2 separate regions of the Homo sapiens genome follow, and region 1 is linked to region 2. A link is an interaction called in ENCODE POLR2A ChIA-PET data of the cell type or tissue named here. Cell type or tissue: OCI-LY7. All regions are shown on one strand. Links, peaks and the distances in the headings refer to the core of each region. The heading gives the core; the rest is flanking DNA.

The links. ChIA-PET counts read pairs that join two places held together with the same protein. Peaks named below come from ENCODE experiments on the same cell type or tissue, not always from the same donor. Only the 100,000 strongest peaks of a DNase experiment are listed, where the experiment ranks them.
Region 1: POLR2A ChIA-PET joins it to region 2 with 12 read pairs; 2 of 35 experiments call an interaction of 5 or more read pairs at or near these places.

Annotation. Positions count from the first base shown.
Region 1 is chr19:18,043,094-18,047,476 of GRCh38, reverse strand. No RefSeq gene overlaps it. Among named protein-coding and RNA genes, the nearest start is that of ARRDC2, 37 kb to the right of the region's middle. In OCI-LY7, for the core only: a CTCF peak has its summit at 2,138; DNase peaks (open chromatin) are centred at 1,896 and 2,316; H3K4me3 peaks cover 930 bases; H3K27ac peaks cover 2,523 bases.
Region 2 is chr19:17,745,535-17,749,917 of GRCh38, reverse strand. It overlaps FCHO1-AS1 (FCHO1 antisense RNA 1), which reads left to right. Exons shown (of 5, transcript XR_007067152.1): 3 at 555-635. It also overlaps a transcript of FCHO1 not described here. Among named protein-coding and RNA genes, the nearest start is that of FCHO1-AS1, 3.7 kb to the left of the region's middle. RefSeq lists a silencer at 1,969-2,388. In OCI-LY7, for the core only: no CTCF peak of the experiment used is centred there; DNase peaks (open chromatin) are centred at 157, 1,016 and 2,327; H3K4me3 peaks cover 2,463 bases; H3K27ac peaks cover 2,351 bases.

The DNA of each region.
Region 1 (4,383 bases), core at 70-4,069, 300 kb before region 2:
AAGAGCAGGGGTCTAGAGCCAAGGCTCAGGGTTCTAATCCTGCCTCTGCCTGGAAAACCACTTCGCCTATATGAGCCTCAGTTTCCCCATCTGTAAAACAGTGTTGGTACCCATGTCTTGGGGTTTGGGGTTAGTAAATGAATCTGTGGGAAGCCGAGTCAGGCCTATCGGTGTCTGTAGGTGGTGGAGCCTCTTCCCTCTGACAGGGATGGAAATTATAGAGATAAAATCAAAGAGAGGCCGGGTGCGGTGGCTCACGCCTGTAATCCCAGCACTTTGGGAGGCCAAGACAGGCAGATCACTTGAGGTCAGGGGTTCAAGATCACCCTGGCCAACATGGCGAAACCCCGTCTCTACTAAAGATACAAAAATTAGCCCAGTGTGGTGGTGTGTATCTGTAATCCCAGCTACTTTGGAGGCTGAAGCAGTAGAATTGCTTGAACATGGGAGGTAGAGGTTGCAGTGAGCAGGGATCGTGCCACTGCACCCCAGCCTGGGTGACAGAGTGAGACTCTGTCTCAAAACAAACAAACAAACAAACAAAGAGAGAGATGGAAGGTCAGGTTGCATCAGGAGGAAGCTGGCAATCTCTGTGACTCAGGGAGGTGCGGGGGCTCCCTCCTGGACCCTGGTCACCTCTGAACGTTCCACTGGTTTCTTCCAGTTTCTCCTTTACTGAGATCCCTCTGTCCCCAGAGTCTCAGTTTCCTCCCTTGTGAGATGGGCTCACACTGGTGCCCCTGAATCTTCTTCCTCCACCCATCCACCATCAAAATTGCTCCCACATCCGATCCCTTCTCATGAAGGTCCCTTCTCCCTGGTCCAGACTATCATTGCTCCTTAGGACCAGCAGTGGCACCCCTCTGTGGTCTCCTCGCTTCTCCCTTTATCCCCCACAGATACCCCCACCCTGGTATCCTGAGTCCGGCTTGTCCTTCTTCTGTCTAGAAGCCTCTGTGGCTCCCACCTTCCTCAGAGTAAAAGCCAAAGTTCTCCCCCCAGACCTCAAGGCCCTGCTTGGTCTCACGGCACCATCGCCTCTTCCCTCCCCACCCTGCTTAATCGACTTAGGCCACCTCAGCCTCCTCCAAGCTCCTCCGGTGAGTCAGACAGGCTCCTGCCTCGGGGCCTGTCTAAAGGCTGTGCTTTCCCGGGGACCATCTTCCCAGAGACGCCCATATGTCTCCCCTACCTCCTTTGGGTCTCAGTTCAATTGTCATCGTCACCCACACTCTCTCTCCCTCCTCTGCCATCAGGAATTTGTATCTCTGCCAGGCGCGGTGACTCATGCCTATAATCCCAGCACTTTGGGAGGCTGAGGTGAGCGAATCACTTGAGGTCAGGAGTTCAAGACCAGCCTGGCCAACATGGTGAAATCTCATCTCTGCTGAAAAATACAAAAATTAACTGTGTGGTGGTGGGAGCCTGTAGTCCCAGCTACCAATCCCAGCTACTTGGGAGGCTGAGGCGGGAGAATCACCTGAGCCTGGGAGGTGGAGGTTGCAGTGAGCTGAGATTGTGCCACACTGCACTCCAGCTTGGGCAACAGAATGAGACTCCGTCTAAAAAAAAAAAAAGAAAGAAAAAAAAAAGAATTTGTATCTCATTCATGGTGGTGTCGCTGGCTCCTGTACACAGCCGGGGCTTAATGAGTGTGCTCACAGATAATAATCTTATGCTGATAAAAAGAAATGTTTCCCCAGATGCCTGCTGTGCTTTAGGCCCTGGGCTGTGGTCTGGGGACACAGCCGGGGACAACTGAGAGCAATCTTGCCCTTGTAGGACTCATGGTCTGGGGACAAAGGTGGGACCCAGAGGACATTATGCACCTGAAGCGATGCATCTGTAATGTGGAATCAGGTGTTGAAAAGTGTGATGAATAAAGTAGAATACATGACCAGATGCAGCAGAGGGAGGGTGTTTCCTGATCAGGCAGTCCTGGAGGGCTTCCTGGAATAGGCGACATTTGGGGCCAAGGCCTGAATGAAGAGAGGGACATGCCCCTTTGCAGCAGCTCTGGTGGCCATGTGTTTCTCACTAGTTCACAGATAAGGAAACTGAGGCTCAGAGAGGTGAAGTCACTTGTCCAGCATCCCCAAATCCAAACTCCCCAGCCAGGAGCCTGCAATCCCCTTTCCCCATGGTGCCCAGTTGCAGATGGGCAAACCAAAGTCCAGAGCAGCGCCTCCACACCCCAAGGTCTCCCAGGAAGCTACTCGGCCCTCCTCCACCCTCCTTCTCCTCCCCCGCGCAGCTTTACTGGGGGACTTTCTCACAGGGAGGAAAAACAGCGACAGCTGGTTTCACAAGTAGGTGGCCCAAGCCGCAGACCGGTTTCGGTTTGCAAACAACTTCTGGCTCTGACTGCCTGCTGCTGGGCTGAGCAAACCCAGAGGTAAGAGCCCCGTATCAATCCATAAGAGGAAATGGGCACCAATCTGTCAGCTCAGGGTCTGGCTCATGGGCAGCAGGGCCAGGAGATGGGGGTGCACTGAACCCTCATCTCCACTTAGTCTTTTTTTTTTTTTTTTTTGAGAAGAGTCTTGCTCTGTCGCTCAGGCTGGAGTACAGTGGCGCGATCTCAGCTCACTGCAACCTCTGCCTCCCAGGTTCAAACTCACTGCAGCCTCAGCCTCCAAAGTAGCTAGGACTACAGGCACACGCCACCACGCTTGGCTAATTTTTGTATTTTTAGTAGAGACAGGGTTTCACCATGTTGCCCAGGCTGGTCTCAAATTCCTTACCTCAAGTGATCTGCCTGCCTCAGCCTCCCAAAGTGCCAGGATTACAGACATGAACCACTGCGCCCAGCCTCCACTTATTTTTTATTTTATTTTATTTTTTTTGAAACAATCTCACTCCATCACCCAGGCCGGAGTGCAGTGGCGTGATCTCGGCTCACTGCAACCTCCGCCTCCCAGGGTTCAAGCAATTCTCCTGCCTCAGCCTCCTGAGTAGCTGGGATTACAGGCATGCGCCACTACGCCCAGCTAATTTTTGTATTTTTGGTAGAGATGGGGTTTTGCCATGTTGGCCAGGCTGGTCTCGAACCCCTGACCTCAGCTGAACCGCTCTCCTCGGCCTCCAAAAGTGCTGGGATTATAGGCATCAGCCACAGCACCTGGCCCTTCACTTAGTCTTAATCACTCATCCAATCAACAATCAATGCTTATTTTATGCTTTGCTGTATTCCTGCATTTTATTATTCTCCCAGTACACTGGTACTAAGTGTTTAGTGTGTACCAGGTATTAGCTCATTTAAACATCTCAAACCACTGGAAAGAATCAACCCAGGCAATTATCTTGATTTCAGACTTCTCTCCAAAACTGGGAGAGAATAAATTTCTGTTGTCTGGAGCCCCCCAGGTTGTGCAAATTTGTTACATTAGCCCCAGGAAACTTACACAGCCCCCTCTCCAACCCCAAGTAAAAACTCACCTGTCCTCCTGCAGGTCCTCCAGGTCTGAGAGGGTAGTGCTTACCTCCGGCACTCTGGCCAGGAGCAGGAAGGTATTTCTCTTTGCGGATTTCTGGAGCATGTGGGTTGTGGACTCAGAGACACTTGGAAACTCCAGAGGTTTTTCCCAAGTGTCAGCAGCATGCACCCTCCCACAGCCATTTGTGAGTTTCTCATGAATACATCTTGGGGAATCACTTGGTATTGGTGGATTTTGTAGCTTTTGCCAATCAAATGGCATCTACCTGGTGTTTTAATTTGCATCTTCCTGATCCTCAGTAAATGTTGATCATCTCTTTGCCACTTGTGCTTCCTCCTTCGTGAATTCCTACTCTGTGTTCTTTGTGGTGTTCATTATAGGAATTCTTTATATATGTTTGACAGTATTCCTCCATCCATTGAGTATATTGCACATATCTTCCCCTAATTTGTAACTTGTCTTTTTGTTTTGTTTTGAGACTGAGTCTCACTCTGTCACCCAGGCTGGAGTGCAGTGGCATGATCTCAGCTTACTGCAATCTCCGCTTCCCGGGTTCAAGTGATTCTCTTTCCTCAGCCACCTGAGTAGTTGGGATTACAGGTGCCTGCCATCATGCCTGGCTAATTTTTGTATTTTTAGTAGAGATGGGGTTTCACCATGTCGGCCAGGCTGGTCCCGAACTCCTGACCTCAGGTGATTCACCCACCTCAGCCTCCCAAAGCGCTGGGATTATAGACGTGAGCCACCGTGCCTGGATGGCATTATAGGAATTATTTATGTAGGTTTGATAGTATTCCTCCATCTGTTGAGTATATTGCAAATACCTTCCCCTAATTTGTAACTAGTCTTTTTGTTTTGTTTTGAGGTGAAAACTCCCTCTGTGGTCCGGCTGGAGTGCAGTGGCGTGGTCTTGGCTCACTGCAACCTCCGCCTCCCAGATTCAAGA
Region 2 (4,383 bases), core at 122-4,121:
CATTTCCCTCTCTCTTGGACCCCAGTGTATGTACAGTAGGGCCAGTAGCAAGGGTTTTCTCATCCTTCCCACGGACCAGTCACTTGGTTCAAGCAGGTACCATGCTGTTTCAATGACCCACTATGTCATGTCTCCCCTCTTGGCCTCGCCACCTGGGCTGCGATCACAGACAATCTGGCTTGATTCTCGTCACCACACCTCAAGGCAGTATCTTATCTCAACCAGCACCACGATGGGGAAACTGAGACACGTGCCCCAGGTCACACAGTGACTCGGGCCACCAAGTGGGAATCTGAGCCAGGGATTCTCAGAAATTTTCTGTCCTCCCCATGGGTCCCCTCCCTCTTCCTCACTTCATTTGGCAAACATCTATTGAATGCCTACTGTGTACCCAACTTTCCCAGGTGCTGGAGTCTCCTCAGGCAATGCCTTTGATAGACTCCCCCTTCCCCTCCCTCCTCCTGGTCAGCTGTGACCCGATTTAAAGAGCACTAATACTGTCATTAATATTATAATAATCATGTCTGTATTTACAGAGCTTCCTCCTCCCACAGACTCCTCCCATCTTCCCAGAGGAATTCAGCCCATTTCACAGAAGAACAAACAAAGGCACCAAGGGAAAAACACACACACAGGTAGAGGCAAATTCAAACCTGGGGGTGTCAGACTCCCAGCCCCATGCCCACCACTGGGAGGGCGCTCCAAGGGACAGGGAATGAGCTGGCCTGGCAACTCCCACCCCCTCCTGCCCAGGACCTCGCCCGAGAACAGGTTCACCCCTGGCGTGGGTGATGGTATGTGGGTCAGGGTGTGCCCTAAGTGGCCCCAATGGTGAGACCAGGGTGGCGATGCCCCATCCCAGCCATTGCAGCTTGGTCCTATGTTTTACTCCCTGTCCCCATGCCCTCAGCCCCAATATCAGAGTGTCATCATCAACCCATTTTGCAGTGCAGTAAACTGAGGCTGAGAGGATAGCAAGGCACTGTGGGAGGGTCTCCAAACCCAATGCTGTCTTGACCCCAAACCACCCACATGTTAAGCAAAAGAGTGAATCACCATTGGACAAAATGTGGGCTGGGTGAGTTCAGAATCTGTAAAATGCAGGGTCCGAAGCTCCCAACCTCAATTTTCAAAAGAGGAAACCGAGGTTCAGAAAGGTGCTGTCACCTGCCCAAGGTCACCAGTGAAGCAGGTCCATTCGACACTGCCTCCTGGTCCCCAGTGCAGCTGGGGCAGGTGACTCGGGGGATCCAAGGCAGATGGAGGGGTCCCCCACCCCCCAAGCCTCCTCCGCACCCCACTCACAGCCAGCCTCTGGCAAGATCCTAATTTACCTCGATTTATTTTAATCCCCAGAAACAGATGCTAGCTGTACACCCCGCCCCTCAGTAAAAGAGGGACCCCCCCCCCAAGTCCAGGCTCCAGGCCCTTCAAGGCCTGGCCTGGATAAACCGTGCCAGGCAGGGGACCCCACAGTGACCTCCTCCCCAAAATTCCAACCTTGGGGTCCCCACAGAAGATGCCAGTGAAACGCCCCCCACCCCATCCTTAAGGTGGAGGACTGGGATGGGGCAGATTAGAGGAGGGGCCAGGTGACACCCCAGCTCCTCCAGCCACCAGGCCTGGATAGGGGTTCACAGTGGAGGAAAAGGGAAGGGGTCCCTCGTCTCGGTCCCCGGTGGTCTGCAGGCCGGAGCTGGGAAGAGGGAATCTGCGGGTGGTCCCCATCTCAGCCACCGCCCAGGGTTCCAGGCTGGAAGGGGAGCGGCGCCCCCATCTTTGCAGCCCCAGAACCCAGACCTAGGCTTAGAATAAAAGAATTTGGGGAGGGGTCTCGCGTCGTCGCCGCCCCCGTGCACGCTCGGTTCTAGGCCAGGAGACGGGGGATTTGGGGAGCGGTCCCCATTTTCGCCTGCGGACCCCCAATTACCACTTGGAGGGGGAAGCCGGGGCGCCCACCGCGTAGCCCCAACCCCCTGCTCTCCATCCCTCGCGTCCCGCCGCGCCTTTGCCCTCCGCAGCCGCCGGGGCTGCAGGGCACGGTGCGCGTGGGAGGCTGCGCGGGCCAGGGTATCCCAGGGGGTTCCGGGGGGCAACACTCACCTCCTGAGCTCGGGCCGAGCCCCGCGCTCGCCGCCACCTGCGGCTTGGTCGCTGACACCGGAGCCCGCCCCGCCCCTCCCTCCGCGGCTGCGGCGCGGCTGCCGGCGGGCTCCGCCCCCGGGGCGTGGCCTAGAAAGTCCCCACCCCCGCGACGGCGCCAGGAGGCAGGGCGGGCTCTGATCCCGCGCGGCCCCCCATTGGGCCATTTAGGCGCCCAGCTCCGCCAGCTCAGCGCGCTGATTGGTCCAGCCGAAGACTAGGCTCCTTTTTATGTTCCCCCCCTTACGCCACCCGCAGTCTATTTGCATAATTTAAAGAGACAGGCGCCACTCTTTCGCCCTGAGACTCAGTGGTAAGGAGTAAGGAGCGACCAACGTTTATTGAGCGAACAGGCAGGGCTCAGTTGATGACCCCCCACAAGCCTGTAACCTGGACATTATTGGTCTTTATTTTACAAATGGGAAATCTGAGGCTCAGAGAGGGCAAGATCTTGCTTGGAGGCCACACAGCAAGTCTGCAGCCGGCCTAGGGCAGCCCCGGGATCCGGCACCTTGCAGAGGAGGTCATCCCCTCATATGCCATATGATAGTTCTTTTTTGGAGTTCGAACTCGATCGCTTGAGGTTAGGAGTTCGAGACCAGCCTGACCAACATGGTGAAACCCTGTCTCTACTAAAAATACAAAAATTAGCTGGGCATGGTGGCAGGCGCCTGTAATCTCAGCTACTTGGGAGGCCGAGGCAGGAGAATCACTTGAATCCGAGAGGCGGAGGTTGCAGTGAGCCGAGATCACATCACTGCACTCCAGCCTGGGCGACAAGAGTGAGACTTCGTCTTAAAAAACAAACAAACAAACAAACAAAAACAAAGAAAAAGAAAATATAAACTTACACAACACCCGCCAGTCCCCCATCCTACCCTCTGCTTAGGGACAGGGCACCCGGCTGATTTTCTTGCCCCTCCACCAGCCTCCCAGGCTCAGTCAGGGCAGCCCAGGAGCACAGACCAGAAGCTTGGGAGGCCCTAAGGATCTTCTCTTCCCTTCATTACCAGCATTTCATCCCGTGGATTCAGTGTCTCTGAAACAGTTCCAAATTGTCCATTTTCCTACACCCCATAGTGGTCCCAGCGAAGACCCAATTGTCTTCAGCCTGGATGCCAACTCGGTTTCTTATTTGTGTTTCTTGTTCCCTCCATCCCAGCCCTAGACAATCCCTATTCTCCAAGGCAACTGTAGTTGTTCTTTCTTTTCTTTCTTTCTTTGTTTAGAGACGAGGTCTTGCTCAGTTGCCCAGGCTGGAGTGCAGTGGTGTGATCATAGCTCACTGCAGCCTCAAACTCCCAGGCTGAAGCGATCCCCCTACCTCAGCCTTCCAAAATGCTGGGACAACAGGCGTGAAGCACTGAAACTGGCCAGTTCCTTTTATTTCCAAATAAACCTTTTATTTTAGAGCAGTTTTAGAATTATTGTGAAGAGAGTACAGAGAGTTCCTGTATACCCAACACCCAGCTTCTCCTATTATTTTTTTCTTTAATTTTTTTTTTTTAATAGAGACAGGGTGTCCCTATGTTGCCCAGGCTGGTATCAAACCCCCGGGCTAAAGCAATCCTCCCACCTCAGCCACCCAAAGTGCTGGGATTAACAGTCATGAGCCACTGTGCCTGGTCTATTATTATTATTATTATTATTATTATTTGAGACAGAGTCTCGCTCTGTCACCCAGGCTGGAGTGCAGTGGCATGATCTTGGCTCACTGCAAGCTCTGCCTCCCAGGTTCACGCCATTCTCAGCCTCCCAAGTAGCTGGGACTACAGGCACCCGCCACCACACCCGGCTAATTTTTTGTATTTTTAGTAGAGACGGGGTTTCACCGTGTTAGCCAGGATGGTCTTGATCTCCTGACCTCATGATCCGCCCACCTCGGCCTCCCAAAGTGTTGGGATTACAGGTGTAAGCCACTGCACCCGGCCTATTATTATTATTATTATTAATTTATTTATTTGGTGAGACGGGGTCTTGCTCTTGTCACCTAGGCTGAAGTGCAGTAGTGCCATCTCAGCTCACTGCAAGCTCTGCCTCCCGGGCTCAAGCAATCCTCCCACCTCAGTGTCCCAAGTAGCCGGGATTACAGGCACGCACCACCACGTCCAGCTAATTTTTGTATTTTTTTGTACAGACGGAGTTTCACCATGTTGCCTAGGCTGGTCTTGAACTCCTGAGCTCACTCCATCCTCCCCGCTCATCCTCCCAAAGTGCTGGGATTATAGGCGTGAGCCACTG